Linked DNA regions of Mus musculus: regions 1, 3 and 4 are each linked to region 2. A link is a loop called in an ENCODE intact Hi-C map of the cell type or tissue named here. Cell type or tissue: heart. All regions are shown on one strand.

What was found. Peaks named below come from ENCODE experiments on the same cell type or tissue, not always from the same donor. Only the 100,000 strongest peaks of a DNase experiment are listed, where the experiment ranks them.
Region 1: it touches region 2 in a loop (4-fold over the local background); 10 of 42 quality-filtered maps call a loop at or near these places.
Region 3: it touches region 2 in a loop (4-fold over the local background); 2 of 42 quality-filtered maps call a loop at or near these places.
Region 4: a loop joins it to region 2, with 4 times the contacts of the local background. A loop is called at or near these places in 10 of 42 quality-filtered maps.

Annotation. Positions count from the first base shown.
Region 1 is chr13:21,273,201-21,277,200 of GRCm38, forward strand. n-TTtgt4 (a tRNA gene) reads left to right here and starts at 2,756; the gene lies at 2,756-2,829. In heart, a CTCF peak has its summit at 2,026 (motif pointing left); a DNase peak (open chromatin) is centred at 2,841; H3K4me3 peaks cover 2,532 bases; H3K27ac peaks cover 1,027 bases.
Region 2 is chr13:21,157,419-21,161,418 of GRCm38, forward strand. It overlaps n-TEctc11 (a tRNA gene), which reads right to left and starts at 3,438; the gene lies at 3,367-3,438. n-TFgaa4 (a tRNA gene) reads left to right here and starts at 3,987; the gene lies at 3,987-4,000. In heart, a CTCF peak has its summit at 1,591 (motif pointing left); DNase peaks (open chromatin) are centred at 1,583, 2,983, 3,393 and 3,973; H3K4me3 peaks cover 3,265 bases; H3K27ac peaks cover 1,564 bases.
Region 3 is chr13:21,033,369-21,037,368 of GRCm38, forward strand. It overlaps a transcript of Aoah not described here. Among named protein-coding and RNA genes, the nearest start is that of Gm32242, 25 kb to the left of the region's middle. In heart, a CTCF peak has its summit at 1,843 (motif pointing left); no DNase peak of the experiment used is centred here.
Region 4 is chr13:21,324,875-21,328,874 of GRCm38, forward strand. It overlaps n-TMcat13 (a tRNA gene), which reads right to left and starts at 1,915; the gene lies at 1,843-1,915. In heart, CTCF peaks have their summits at 1,461 (motif pointing left) and 2,247 (motif pointing left); a DNase peak (open chromatin) is centred at 2,227; H3K4me3 peaks cover 2,051 bases; H3K27ac peaks cover 457 bases; H3K27me3 peaks cover 61 bases.

The sequences.
Region 1 (4,000 bases), 120 kb after region 2:
AGACCCTTTGGTACCTGGTCTTGATAGGTGATTGATGTGAGTGGGTCCAGCCCATTGTGGGTGGTACCACTTTTGGGCAGGTGGTCCTGGGGTCTATAAGAAAACGGGCTGAACAAGTCAGCAAACAGCATTTTAATGGCATTTGCTTAAGTTCCTGTCTCTAGTTCCTGCCCTGACTCCCCTCAGTGATGGACTGTTACCTGGAAATATAAGCTGAAATGAACCCTTTCCTCCTCAAGTTGTATTGTTTGTGATGTTTCATCACATCAGTAGAAAGTGTACCTAAGACAGCTCAGACTGGTAGGTACCTGCTAACTCGAGCCAGCAGCCCCTGGGCTGAAAAGGCAGAGGCAGAAAGGCTGCTAGAAATTTGAGGCAATCCAGGGTTACATAGCAAGACCCTGTCTTAAAGTAATAAAGAAATAAAGTAATAACGTTAAAAATAAGTAAGAACGAATGGCCTACAGTTATACAGACCACTATGGATTAAGTTTAAGATGTGTAATTTTTTGAAAAGTCAGGTTGTAGGAGGATACAAAAGTATTGTTTCTTTTATATATGAACTGTAAATGGCGGCATAGATTAGAGATTCTATAGAATAGAAACTTAAAGAGAAAGCACTCACAATGCGGTTGCAGAATTTTGAAGAGACCTTAGCAGAGTAGAGGGAGAAGGATGGCCATTGGCAGAGCCACTAAGTCTGTACTCTGCTCATAGGATGGGTGATGTCTACAGGGAGTTTATCCATGCACCGTGTTGAGGGACTTGCACATGTATTCTGTTATGTGATCCCAATGTTTAAAATTTAAGTGACTCAGTTAATCTTTTGTTCAGAGCTAACAGGAAGTATCTCGAAAGCCAAACAGATAAGGAAAGGGGATATCATAGAAGAATTACAGTAACGGAGGAAAGACTGAAGAGTTCTGTCACCTGCTCATGAGAGAGGGCAGAGAACAGGTGATCGCTAGATCAATGGTAAGAATATTCTGGATCTGATAACAAGTCCTGACTCTTCCTGTTACAAAACAATTCCAAAGCAAGAGAGATAAAACTAAACATACAAACACAACTCTCTGTGGCAAAGAGATAAAGAGAAACAGCGAACAGCAAGTGATTTAGGGCAGAATGAAGTGTTTTAGAATCTTCATGAGAGACTTTTATTGAAACAACTGCCTCCAAAAGCGTCTTATTTATTCTGTGGGACTCCCTGGGACCATGGAGATCAGTGACTTGGTCATATTAGGTTGATTGTCTTTCTTTCTCTCTTTCTCTCTCTTTCTCTCTTTCTCTATCTTTCCTTTCTTCCTTTCTTTCTCTTTCTTTCTCTTTCTTCCTTTCTTTCTTCCTTTCTTTCTCTTTCTTTCTTCCTTTCTTTCTTCCTTTCTTCCTTCCTTCCTTCCTTCCTTTCTCTCTCTCTCTCTCTCTCTCTCTCTCTCTCTCTCTCTTTCTTTCTTTCTTTCTTTCTTTCTTTCTTTCTTTCTTTCTTTCTTTCTTTCTTTCTTATAGCTTTGTCAAAGTATTTTTCCACTTGAGTTTCTGCAGCAGTCGTTGAAGAAACCTCCACAGGGCTACAGAGCGAGGTCCCATACTCCCGGCCTCAGCCTCCTGACTGCTGGGATTATAGATAAACAACACCATCATCTGCAGAATTCAGTTTACCTTTATAAAATGGATGCTCGAGTGTTCAATAGTACAAGTTTAAAAAAATCACAACACCTAGCGTTTTCAACACACACAGGGAGAGAACACAGGAAAGAAATACCAACAATGCATTTTTCTGAGTTTTGCACATAGAACCCCCGGCTGCTCGTTGGAGTAGACCATTGCCAGAGCGTTTGCTGCCTCTTCCTGGGTGAGATTACTCTTCCCACCGCACTACAGTCGGCTGAGCCAGTTAGACTCATGCTGGGATAAAGAAATGTAAGCCGCATTGATGGATGGAAACGTAAGCCGCAGTGTTGGATGGAAACTGTGGACTATCCTCATTCTGTCCTGCTGTAAGCAACCCTTTGGGTCCCTCTGGTGACCACTTGAAAGTTACTGTGCGTTTATCGTTATCCTAATTCTGAAAATATGGCCTTCCTATACATTAGCTGACTTGATGAAGGGGGTCACATAATCTTGGGTTGTAAGAGTAATTAGGGGATTTTTAGAATGAAAAAATACGTCAGGATTTAAATAAGTAACCAGCCGAATTTTCCCAACGTTTGAAGACAGACGGTGTTACGGCTCACCCCTGTAACCCCAGCGCTCGGGACAGAAGAATTGCCCTGAATTGAAGGCGAGTCTGTGCTACAAAATTGAGATCGTATCTCAAACAAAACAAGGTGAAAAGAAGTTAATTAGTTAAATGCAAACAACCGCGATCAAAGGGGGAAATGATAGTAAATGTCCCCCTGGTTCCAAAGACTCTGGTGCGAGGATTCAGAAGTCAGAAAGTGGGTTTCTGCAGGCAAGAGACCCGTCCTGTGCCGTGTCCCTCTCCTTTCCCCGACTCGTTCAGTGGGAGCAGGGACCCTGTGCGATAGGAATCGAATGAAGGCTGAGCACTTTCACAGACAATTGATATTCTTTGTCTTTTCGAGAGCGTTCCACGTGAGCAATACACAATAAATTTAAATTAAATATACAGTTATAAAAAACCCTCAAACCCCCAAAACACTTAAACATACAATTAAATTACTTTAAAAATAAATGAACAAAATGACCCTTAGAAATTAAATAGAGGTATGTTTTCAGGCTTGGTACAGCAGTTGGCTCCATGGCTTAGTTGGTTAAAGCGCCTGTCTTGTAAACAGGAGATCCTGGGTTCGAATCCCAGTGGGGCCTATCTTTTTTCCTTTGTGGAGCATTTTGTCTTGTGGATGAAGACAATACTCTCCGTAAGGTGCCGTCCTCCCTCTTGAAAATGGCGGGACAACAAAGAATATGCCTAAACTTCCGCAAACCCTCTTCTCGTTCCAAATGAATAAATTTTACAAAAATAAAAAGAGCGAGAAGCCAAACGTGGACCAAGAGAATTTCCAGGAGCGTTTGATGCCTGGGCCCTCCGTGCGTACAACGGCCCAGCAGCGGGAGATAGGGGACATAGGACACCTCAGTTGGTGTCCCAGAACAGAAAAAGTCTGTTGACGGCCTGGAAGCTGCTTGTGGGACTCGGCGACTCTAGCGGGTTTCAGGGAACTTCTGTCCAACCATCAATTATAACAATTTGGAAAGAGCCCAATTCTGGACCGCTAGCGGCTCCTTAAGCGGGGTTGCCGCGGTTTGTTGAGTGAATGAGTGAGAGAATTGATGTCTCCTATCTCTGTGCTTTTTACCTTTCGGGTCAAAGGCAGGTCTCTCCGCCTCTTTTCAGCTTCTTTCGATTCTCTAGTTTGCTTTGAGATTCAGTAGTGGGTTTGGGTCTACGTCACCTGGGGTCTTAACGGGGTGTGTGTGTGTGGGGGGGGGGGTGGTGGTGGTGGTGGTGGTGGGGATTAAGGAATCGTTAGTCTAAGCTAGTTGCACAGCGCTGGTGCAGAAGGGGTCGCAAGTGCAAAAGAGGTCACAAGTTCCTTTTTCCAAAACTTCCATCAGCGGGCGAGGGGAGCCCACCTCCCCCACCCATTCGGCTTCCTACCCACTTGGCTTTCTGCCCCTGCTGTAGAAATGCAGGGATGCTTTCTTTTAAGAAATGGATGTTCCTTGTTTGTTTGTTTGTTTTTGAGATAGGGTCTCTGTGTAGCCCTGGCTGCCCTACTCAGAGTTCCTCCAGCCTTTGCTTCAAGCGTTACGATTAAAGGTGCGGGCCACCATATCTGGCAAGGGAATTTTCTTTTTAATAACGATCGTCTAACAAGAGCAATGGAACAATCTTATAGTAATGGTATTTTTATTTTCTCACAACACTGAGTGAAAAAATAGCAACTCAGGATAATCACGTATTCTAGCATGACTTTCCTTCTGTACATTTAAAGACCACCTTTTCTATTGCTTATGGATTCGAATATGCTTAGCA
Region 2 (4,000 bases):
CTTCTAGTTCTCAGAGTAAAGACACTAGAAAAAAATTAATAATAATCATATTCTAATATATCATATATTATAATAGTAATATGGATTATGTACTAGATGAGAAGTTGATTCCTAAATAGTTCCCATCAATTACTGCTGAAATGAACTATTTCACCCACAAATTTATGATTGGGAAGAGTGGTAGTTTAGAGGAGAAAGACCCCCATAAGCTCATATGTGAGTGAATACTTCATCCCCGGTTGGTGGACCTGTTTGGGAAGGGTTAGGAGATGGGGCTTCTTGGAGGAGGGTGTCACTGGAGATGGGCTCTCTCTCCTCTCCCTCCTCCCTCCTTCCTCTCCTCCCCCCACCCCTTGTGCTGTGGCTGGAGATATTAGCTCTCAGCTACTGCTCTAGCTCTATGCTTGCTGCCATTAGAACCACGGATTCTAGCCCTCTGGAACTATGACCCCCAAATTAAATGCTTTCTTTTATAAGATACTTTACTCATAGTGTCTTGCCTCAGCGATAGAAAAGCAATTAAGGCAGGAAATGTTACCATAAAAGCATTTTAGAGTTGTGTAACAGGGAGTGGAATCTTAGGAGCTGAGGGCGCACTGACAATGTGGAAAAACCTTGGCAGAGGTAGGATTTTTTTTTTCCCAGATACAATCCTAAATCCAACGAATTAGATGGCTTGGACACTACCACACAGGAGTATTTCCTTGAAGGACCTCTGGGTGTCGTCGCTCCCCCTATCCCTATTTGACAAATGCTGGAGACACCAATGACCTCTGTTCCTTAGTCACCCAGGAAAGGGGAGGGAGGCACGCAGACACCCCACTGATCTGTAGGTCCGTGATCTGCAAAATAAAAGCCCTGCATCCCTCCACAGCCCACCTCACTGCAGAGTTCAAGTCCCATCTATTCACCGAGAGGTCATACAGCGGAATTCCCACCAGGGAAAAAGCCAAAGACAGCTCACTTTGAAATGCCAGGATTCCAATGCTGTAAAAGTACAGTTGCTGTTATGACCTAACTGTATTAGTAAAGTTCTGCCCGCCCCCCGCAACCCCCGCGTTCCTTAGGGGGTCAAGAGCGTGTCCAGTGAATTTTTACTCCTGAACCAGAAAGATTCGACTCAGTTAAAAGAGTCTAAGTCTCTCAGTCAAGCGAAAAGGTCCATTTCTAACAGGAAAAAAAAAAGTCAGCAAGTTCCTTCAAGTTCAGCTTCCACTGGTATCTCTGCTTTGTCTTCAAGTGGCCTTCTATAGGAGTGGACTGGCTAAGTAGCATCATACACCCTGCACCCTTCTCAGCACTTAGAAGGTATTGTTTCCCAGGAAAATTAGGATAACGACTAAGAAAAAAAGGATTCCCAGGAAAACCAAAGCAATTACCAACTACTTTTGCCCTGTCCATTAATCTGAATCCATGTGTTTTCGCATGTCGAGTGACTCTGAGCTCTCTACCTGACTATCCAACTCTCTTCTCTCGGTGTTTTGTTCCTATCCACAGTGATCTCTCCACAATGTATGCTTCTAACAGCAAGTCACTAGACGTCAACGTTAGCCTTCGGGGCCCGACCTGGAGCAAGAGCGCCGCCTTCTGGTGGTATTTGCTTTACTGCTGTATCAGCAGCTCCTTGTCTCTTAGGAACATCAGTCCAGGAACTGATTTTTCTCTCTAGTGTTTGCTTTTTGGTTGTTTGTTTTTTGCTTGTTGAAGGTCTGTGAAGTAGAACTCAAGTAGAAAAACGAATAAAGAATTTCAGAGAGTAAGTGAGCATCAAGGATCCATTAGCGCGGTGACTACGTATTTATTTTTGCCTGGTCACTTTGGAAGAAGCAATGCTACCGCCCGGAACCCCTTTCTCCTAACCCTAGCCAGTCAGGATAGCCTCAGGTACCTCGAATTGAACAGAAATGGCAAATGATTACAGAATGCAGTTACGAGTATGCTACTGGACGTTTATAACTAAGTTCTAACTCCGAGTGTCCAGACAACAAACTACAATTAACAGCCTGTCTCACAGGTCAGAGAGGATTTGTGAAGGGCAGAGAGAGGACATTTAACCTAGGTAGCCACAGTGGAAAACCGGAAAACCGGTTCGATGACTCCACGTCTACCATCAAAGGGCAAGGAGGAACTTTGGAAATATATTCTGTAGTATGCACTATATGTGTGAAAGGAGGGTTTGGCGTGTGCACAACTGCCAGAACGGCTCAGACCCGCGCTCTCGCCGTTCTCTGTTCTCCTTCTGCAAGGGATATGCAGACATTATCACCGCTGTCACTTGAGGGGAGCAATCTGATCCCTTTAAATGGTCAGGGCTCCGCGGTATAGCCTCAGAGTCAAGGATGGATCTCTCCTTTAGGGATTTATGTCATAATGGGGCGACCTTCTCCGTCAGGTTCTCTGATGCTTGCAATTAATTCTCATTCTTTGACTTAAAATGTCTTAGAATCCTAGTTAAATACGACGCACTGAGAATTCAATGTTCCCTCTCTTTAGAAAAAACTATTTAAAGCATTTTAAACAGTTCTCTTGTGCCAGAGGACCCTAGAAATTTTGAGCCCTTCAGCTTTTTACCAATCAACACATTTAAGGGACTCCTGCTCCAGTCACCAGGAAACTTCCAGCCGGTGGGAAGCACCGCGAGGTCCCACTTGTCTCCTTTACAATTTATCTTTACAACACCCTGTGCAAACCTAGCCAGCTTCTCAAGAAAATGGTCTGCGAATTTCCCCCCTCTCCGAGTCACCCTTATAGCATGAGTTTTTAAATCTACAAGTTCGGAGAGAGATGGGGAGGAGGAAGGAAAATAACGGGAAAGGGGTGGGTCAATGGCCCAACAATGAAAAACACTTGTTGCTATTTTAGAGGGTCCCGGCTCACCCCTACAAGGCAGCTCAGGACCGCCTCTAACTCTGCGGGCACGTCGTGCATGTATACACTCAGCCATAAACACTAAAAATAAATTCAATACGATTTATTTGTTTATATTTTAATATATGACTGTTCTGCCTGCGTGTATGGCAGTGTGCTGCGGGGGTGTCTGGTGACCATGAGGAAAGAGGAAAGCGCTAGATCCCCTGGAAATGGAGTAACCAGCTGTTAGAAATATCCAGTGGATTCTGGCAACAGAACCTAACTCCTTTAGCAAGAGCATTTGAGCATTCGGAAAATAAAAGGCTCGGTCTTCACAGGATCAAATAATTAGTAAAATTTTGAAAATAATGAAATTACATAAGCTGGTAATTTGCAATTGGACTAGCATAAGTAAATTGGATACAAAGCTGAAGCTCACTTATGAAACCGGTAATTTTACTGTACAATGTTCCGACCCAAAAGTTTGAGTGAGGTTTGGAAAAACAAAAACTGCACTTCCCTGACCGGGAATCGAACCCGGGCCGCGGCGGTGAGAGCGCCGAATCCTAACCACTAGACCACCAGGGAAACTGCCAGTTGTCCTCTTGCAAGAGCTAAGACTTTAATTGGCCAAACAACTATCTGATGTGTTAATGATGGATTCATTCAGTTAACCAACCACAAATTCCAGCAAATCAAATTCAGAAGACGTGAAAGAGTACGATAGAGTTGGTGCTCCCCTGCTTATATGTAGGAATTGACCCAGAATACATTCTAGAAAATGTATGTTTACATGTTGCTATTATTAAAAATTAACAAGATCATTAAGGTAATTTTTGAGACAATGTCTCAGCCCTAAGATGCAACTCTACGAAGATAAGGCTAGCCCTGAATTTAGAGAGAACCGCCTGCCTCCGCCTCTCGAATACTAGGTTTAACGGCGCTAAGGAAGGAAAGTTTTAGAGAGTGATTTAAATTGTCTCCTTGCTTTTCTCTTTATGATACAAGAAGCTGTTTGAACATCACATCTTAGATTGCCTAAGTAACGCTGTTAAGCGTGAAGTTCTTTGGTCACGCCCAGCCTGGACCTACGTGAGAAAGTCTTTAGAACTCAGCGTGAGAGCATGCTGGGCGTGGCCGAAATAGCTCA
Region 3 (4,000 bases), 120 kb before region 2:
CTGGCTATGCTGCCATCTGGCGTGCTGGCTGCACTTGCTCTCTGCTTCCTCCCCTGCCATACTTGGCTTCTCAGCGGTAGTGCCAGCCGCAACTTGGTTCTGCCCATCAGCTGGAATGATCATTGTGGCACCATATTTTTTGTCAGAGACACCAAAGAAAATAAAGAACCATGTGAAAGATGGGCAAATACCAAATGTTGGCAAATCTCTCCAGAGTTCTTGCCCCCGTATAACACTTCACATTCTAGAACGTGTTAGAGGCGATGTAATGTAACATACGCACTGGGAGTCAGGCCTTAGTTTGTATGTTGGCTGAGCTCTGTGACTTTGGGAAAGCCACTTGCCTATACCAATTCTCACAGACCCCCCTTTCTATTCTATGATTAATAAGCGAGCTCTGTGAGCGCTGGATGAACTAACACACCTATCTAGGACACCTATTACAGGCCCCAGCACCTTGCCTACATACGCCAATCCAAAACTCCCTATCAACCACAAATCATCTGAACGCAAATCCTCATCTACTTGGACATAACACCATTTGGTCTCTACTTAGCCCTTTCAACAAAAGCATTTCTGTTTCCCTAGAGAAAAATGAGGGCTATTGGGGAGTTTCTCTCAATCCTTTGACATAATACATTATACATTATCTATACACCAGATTAACTCAATGAATTTAAAAAAAACATATTTATGTTTAACTCTGTGTGTGTGTGTGTGTGTGTGTGTGTGTGTGTGTGTGTGTGTGTAGTGCCCTTGGAGGCCAGAAAAAGTTGTTAGATAACCTTCATCTGCTGTTGGAGTAACAGCAATTGTGAACCACCAAAAGTATGTACTAGAAAATGAACAGGTCCCCTGAGTACAATATATGGTCTTAACCCCTATACTATCCCTTCAGCTCCTCTATAAACTCAAAACATCCTGTTCTGATGCATATCTGGCCCACAAAATTGCAGGTAAGAGACAATGTGCCTAATGACCTCTCTATAGATTCCCTGTTTCCAATTCACCGAATTCCAAGTCTTCCAGTGCATGGTTTCTGCAGACTTTTTGAGTCTGTGGAAACTGACCATGCCACCTTTGGGGTGCATCCCCAGCATTCCAGTGACTGTGGCCTCATCTTCCAAGAGAGAAGAATAGTTTCTCTTTTTTCTTAATTTTTAATTTCATTTTATTCCTTTATTTTATGTTCACAGGTTGGGAGTGGCACACATGTTATTGTTATGGGAGAACAATTGGCAGGAATCAGGTCTCTCCTTCCACTACGGGAGCTCCAGAGATCAGACACAAGTCATCAAGTCTGTGTCAGCTGCCTTTACCCTATGAACCATTTCCTGGCCCAAGAAGTACAGCTTCGAAGCAAAGCATCTCCAGCCAGCACTGAAGTCCCAAGAACACAGACTTTAAGGAAGAAAAACTACAAGTGCTTTGTTCACAGGACACCATAGGACAGATGAACAAAGCCAAGGTATTTAATGTGGGAATGACAGCCCATTCTGAGAACACACCTCACAACAAGTGTATGGCTTGTCCTTATGGCAGCAGATGCTAGGCAAGGGGAAATCTGGATAGAACTAACCTGTGGAGCCTGGGATTTGAAAAACACAAGGTGAGGGGCGATAGATAATACTCCATTTCAGGCTGCTTAATTGTCTGGCACACATTGTCCTAAAAGATACATCCTTCAGATGTCGCACTTGTAAATATACTTAGCTGCGACTAAAGCTAAACTCATGATTAACCTTAACTTAGTTAAGAGCATGCATAACTCAACTTCAATTTTCCACACCTCTGAAGAGCAGGATACCAAAGCAACTTAGCAAAACCAGTAGAGATGTGTTTGCACCATCTGGTGGCAAAGATGAAAAACTTCAACTGTGCATTATAGCTTTCACTGGAATTAACAAATTCAGTCCTCAGTTCAAAGAGGCTCTTGATTGACAGGCCAGTATTATTTCCTCAAATCCTTGACCTCCTCCTAGAATTTTTATTGATATAAAAATTCACACTAATAGCCGGAAAAGTGTCTTTTTAAAAAAAAATGTATCTCTTAGCACGTGAAATAATGTATATATGTATATACGTGTGTCTTAATTCTCATATGGTAGGACTTTAAAACACCAACCTGAGGTTTTAATGATACACTTGAATATATATATTATTAAAAACACCAAGTTGGTGTTTTAAAGCCCTACTATATGAGAATTAAGACACACATATATACACATACAATCCCTAGGTTCCCAGAATTCAACATTCTTCTAATCTATCTCAGAACGTGTTAAATATATTAAGCGAATAATAATAAATACAGGGATGTTTTAGTAATCATTCTTAGCTTGTGCATTTAAGTTAAAAATTGGGAAGACCTGCAAATATTTAAAATTATATTGGCAAAGACTATTCACCCAGAGCATGGATACTTTGCAGTTTGGTGTGTGTGTGTGTTCTAATTACACATACATACATGTGCCACATGCATGAAGCACTGAAGTTGCAAAAGGTTGTTAGTGGTCATTCAGGTTCTGAGAATCATACCTAAAGCCTCTACAACAGCCAGTGCTCTTAACAGCCAAACTGCCTTGCTAGCCCTAACAGTTTGAACCTCTTTTTTCTCTCCCCCATTTCCTGAGGCTGGACTGTACCACTACACTTCTGAACAGCAAGCAACCATGAACTAAAAGTCCTGTAAGTGTAGAACAACATAGACCTTTACCATTTTAATTTTTTTGTTTGTTTGTTTCAGGTACCAAGTCAAGTGACAAAGAGCTGGCACAGTGTAGCAAGAGAGCCAACCCCTCCATGTGTCACATTTGGCAGAGGCTCACCAACTAAGGTCTGGGAAGATTTTACAGTGGGGAAAGTGGTATGCCATGTGTGTCACTAACCAGATGATAAGATGGATACAGCTAACCCACAGTGGAACATTCTTTGTGATTTCCTATGGAAATACATGGGGCTCTTTCCTCTTGATCCAAAGATGGAAACTGGGATGAAAGTGAGGGAAAGTCAGGTAGGACTCATCTTAGCTCATAGCAGTCACTGCTATCAGAGTTCCTGTGTCTTCCTGGAGTGTTTGCTCCATGTGGCCTGATTTTTGCACTAGTTGCTAGAGACGACAGGGTGGCTGTCTAGGCTGGTCCCTATAGATGCATGCCAGTAGTAAAAGCTTATCTTGTATCTGTGGTGATCTTATCAAAAGGTTTTACTAATTGATTTTTCCAAGTTAGTAATAAAAAGATCAAAATCATAAATTTAGAAATCTCTATCTTATTTTATCATTTAATAGGTAGTACATTAAATGTAATTAAAATTAAAATATCCTACAAAGATAGCCTCACTCCTACTCCCAATTAGATAACTTCTATTCACTGTCTTCAATCTTTCTTTGCACAACTAAAAGAAAATATGACCTTACAGTCTTAATTCTCTCGCTCGCTCGCGCGCACACACACACACACACAGACACACACACACACACACACACGCACGCACGCACGCACATGCACACTCACACAGGCATGTGCATACACAGAGATATTAAGATATTATACTGGGTTACAAGATTTCCTTCTGGAAGCTTTCCAATGGCTGCCAAATAATTGAAAGGCTGAGAATCTGGTAGTTGTTCAGTCAGTGAAACTGGATGTCTCAGAAATCCCAATCTGGAGTCCTCATGGATTCCTAGAGAGATGTTGGTCTTTATAGTCTGTTTTGGAATACTAAAACTTTTGGCAGCAACCTGACAGTTGAACTTGCCAATGAGAATGTGGGCAAAAAAGCAAAGTTCTCCTCTTCCATATCCTTTTATCTGGGCTGCCACCAGAAAGTGTGGCCCAGATTTAAAGTAAGCTGTCCTGATTCAAATAATCTGATTAAGAAAAATGCCTCACTGGAATGCCCTGCAGCTTAGGTTCTAGCTTATTTCAAATGCAGTCAAATTGACAACCAAGACTTGCCATCACAGAGGGTATCTCTCTCATCCCAAAGGCCTGCTCAG
Region 4 (4,000 bases), 170 kb after region 2:
TGTGTTAAGGTGGGACACAGTCAGGTGCCTTGAGCTTTTGTGAATGTAAAGAGGAAGATTTAGATTCAGGGACAGTCCCTGTGAAGATGGAGGCAGACTGCAGAGACTTGTCACAGACAAGGAATGCCAAGTAGCTTGTGTCAAATAAGCACGATAGGAGGCCACTGTTTCAGATCAAGTTTCTCCAGGGCGTCCCCATAGAACAGGCACAAATAAAAACTAACATCTCCCTGCTGAAATGTGTCACTGAGGGAGGATTGGGGCTCAGAGTCAGAGAAACTAAATATACAAAGGCTTTATTTATTTATTTATTTATTTATTTATTTATTTAAATCATGAGCGGGACTAGCCAGGCTAGCTGTGTTTATTAGAGGCTGGTGACCACTCATTAGGAGTCTGTCCTCTCATGGAATACTGGGGATTGAGCTCTTACGCTTTTGATGGTTATGTGCCTGAGAACAGCCATTAAATTCTTCAGAGATGTATCTGTGCTGCGTTTCATAATCATAAGCTTGGTTTCTGTACAAGCTCACTAAATGGTTGTGACCTGTTGACTGTTGAGCAAAGATTTGTTTTTGTACACAGAGTGGAGGTATTGGTCAAAAGGCAGACGCCCTTATTCTGTCAAAAGATCATTGAAAGCTGTTGGTTATCCATCATCACTTGGACTCCTAAGCTTAATAAACCCTGTTGGTTTTGAGTGACTCGCACAATAACATTTGAAGCCTGACATACTGGCTCACTCATGCCTGTAATCTCAGCACTTGAGAGGCAGAGACAGGAGACTTATTGAAAGACAGCCTGAGTTACATAGAGCAACCCTAGCTTACCCCCCCAACCCCAAACAACCAATAATAACAACCTTTGTATTCTCCACTGCAATCAAAGACAGATAGTGTTCTGTTTTTTTAAGACCTGTATGTCTGTGCCCACATGTTGGTAGTGGAATATATCTAGTTGTTAGTTTGTCCTCCCAAAATGAAGCTATTGATCATCCAATAGTGGGTTATCGAGGTGGGTCTCTTCATTTGTTATAGAGTCACTGAATTGACAGCTGGTCCTCGGATGCCTTCAGAAACAACATTTCCTAGGGCATAATGTAGATGTTTCTTTGGACTTGTTATGGCTATTACTTTATTACTTTGGTTTCCTATAGCCCACAACTGTGGCAGTGAAATAAACAGAACTATATAGTAGGTCTATCCGTCTGGTTGAGACAAGCCTGTAACTTGTGGCTATCATTCCTAAGTTCCCCCAATGCAGGGATTACAGGCATGTAACACTATACCCTCTTTAATGGGATTTACTCTTAAATGTCTTAAATTTGAAAGAGCTATAAAACTCCTAGCAACTCGATCCAAGAGTGAAAGAAGTTTAACGATATTCTGAATCTGTTAATTCTCTGGTTAGCTACAGATAGAAGCCCTGTAAAGGGTTCTGTGATTTATTTTCTCAAACTACGCCACCTTCTGGTAGACATCTGAGTCTGCAATTCCTGGTCAATTGACCATGGATCAAACCCCAAGTGCCCAGAGACTTGAGGCTTATCCCAGCAGAGTTTGACCTCAGAACAAGATGCCACATCTGAACTGTTTAAAACCTCTAGATTTGTGTCATTTTCTAGAGGGTCACTAGGTAACTGACAGATTTATGATATTAGGCACAGTTTTAGCTTTGTGTAATGCATTGTGATAGGCATTTAAAAAAACGCCTTGTAAAGAGGTACTGAAGCAAAAGGAGAAAGATCTCAAAGGGCTACGGCCTCATTACACTCATGGTGTACGACAACTATCCTTTGATAAAATTATAGGTTTGAAACAATTTATCAGCCACTAAAACATCTGCCCTCTCTGAGGTTCGAACTCAGGACCTTCAGATTATGAGACTGACGCGCTGCCTACTGCGCTAAGAAGGCACTGAGTATTGAGCTTTGAGTAAAACTATTGATCCTAATTTTTTTCACATTTCTATAATCCTTTTGAAGTTAAATTGTTTTCTCCACCACCACCTTTCCTGTAACAGAAATCAAAAGAGCGGTGTGCCGTGTCCACCACGCCACCCCGAGCTGCAGGAGACCACCGACAGCTGCAATGTAACCCATTAAAAATCGTAAGTCCATTAAAACATTGACATCTTGTTTGCTCCTGTGCATCAAAGGCAGTTCGTGAGCGTGAACTTTTTAGAGGACAGCGGAGGCGGAAACCGCAGAAGCCGCAACCAGGATTGTTCCCTAACCGCAGGACCTGAGCGCCCTCTACCGGTTCAGGCTCCAAAACAGTAATAAAAATGAGATGGGATGGGAGGACGCACGGGGAAATAATTCGCGTAGTTTTCTTGTGTAAGTTACTTAAAAGCGCTGTAGTCCGCAGAATGACACAATACCTCACAATATCATCTAGGGCACTATCCACTGGTCACAAATAAGTTGTCAGGAAATACTAATAAGAGACACAAGTAAGGACATTGAACTTTGAGGTCAGTAGAAAACTCTCGTTTATACACATTTTCTAGAAATGAAATCCTTTGCATTTGGGGGTTTTGTTTTGAGAAAGGGTTTCACTCTGTAGCCCAACCTGTCCTGGATCTCAGTACGAAGCTCACATACTCTGGCTTCAGCCTCCCAAGTTCTGGAATTTAAGAAATAAAACTGTTATAAAAGGTTTTGGTACGTTTTATCATCTCTGCTTCACTGTGAGGAAAGTGCTAGAGAGCTTAACCCGGTTCCAATGGTGTATGGGTAGGAGGGGCACAGAGATGCGCGCGCTGCTCTTTGGAGAGTAGCCGAGTCCCACAACCTGTGGGAGCTGAGCACATCCATCCAAAAGCCTGGCTGCAAAGACCACAGCTGGAGCGTGAGATTTGAGGTTTGGAGAGAGAGCCCCCTGTTTTCTGAGGAAGGCAAAGCTTCCACTGAAGATATCTTTGAGTAGGCTGCAACAACCGTGAACAGGGTGTCAAAGCAGAAGGAGAAGCCTATTTGTAGACTATGGTGGTTGGGACATCTACAGAATAATTTATATTTAAAATGTTATAACGAAAAACAGTAAAACATACTTGTGTCTTTGACATCATTGCGGTCAGTACCAGGAATTTGCTTGTGAGGTAGTGTGTCTATGGGGGTCTAAGATACTGGATAGAGACTCTAGTTATTCGGGGATGTAACTGCAAATCACCCCTGCCAGTCTTACTATAAGCCTTGATGCACAGTGGCTTCTAACTTTAGGTCACCTTAAAGATATATACTTTTCTGCAACAAGAGTGTGAAAATGTTATTTCTAAATCTGTCCTTTTTGTGCCTTTAAAATCTTTGAAATGAAATAAGAGAAAGTTCCTAAGTTCTGCGTGGCGATGTTGCCTTTGCAATGAGCACTCATTCCTGCCCAACCCTTCTTGTGCACAGTTCTTTGGAGCAGCTATATGGCCAGAACACAGGGTTACAATCAATCTGTATCGCCTTTGCTCACACAGGCAGGCAAAAGCCTATTACTTTCCTGACATTTTACACTTTCCAGACCTGTTCTGCTTCCTTCGTCACTTCACATTGTTGCCATGATTCCCAGACCAAAAAGAGTTTCTTCCTTCTCTGTTGTGTCTCTGTGATGGTCAATTTTATGGAGCTATGTTAGTGTATATTACAGATGACAAATAAGAACTTATATTGTGTTGTGTAGCAATGTCCCATCCCAGACGAACCCTTATTAGGCCTCAGGACATTAAGGGGAGGCAAAACAATACACTGTTGTAAAGGGAGATACATATTACATACTGCTTTGAAGCCCATTAAACTTACAAAAGGAATAACTCAGTGACTTCAGGAAGTCCCTGAAACTGACCAGATTCACTAAATCCCTCGTTCTCCAAGCATACATATATAAGCTATAAGTACTTTCGAGAGATTCTGAGAGAAGCAGCGCTGTCTAGAAGAGTCTTAGATCAGCAGAGACACCTGGAAAAAAAGAAAAGAAAACAGAGATTAGCCAAGATGCCCGGAAGGTGCTCA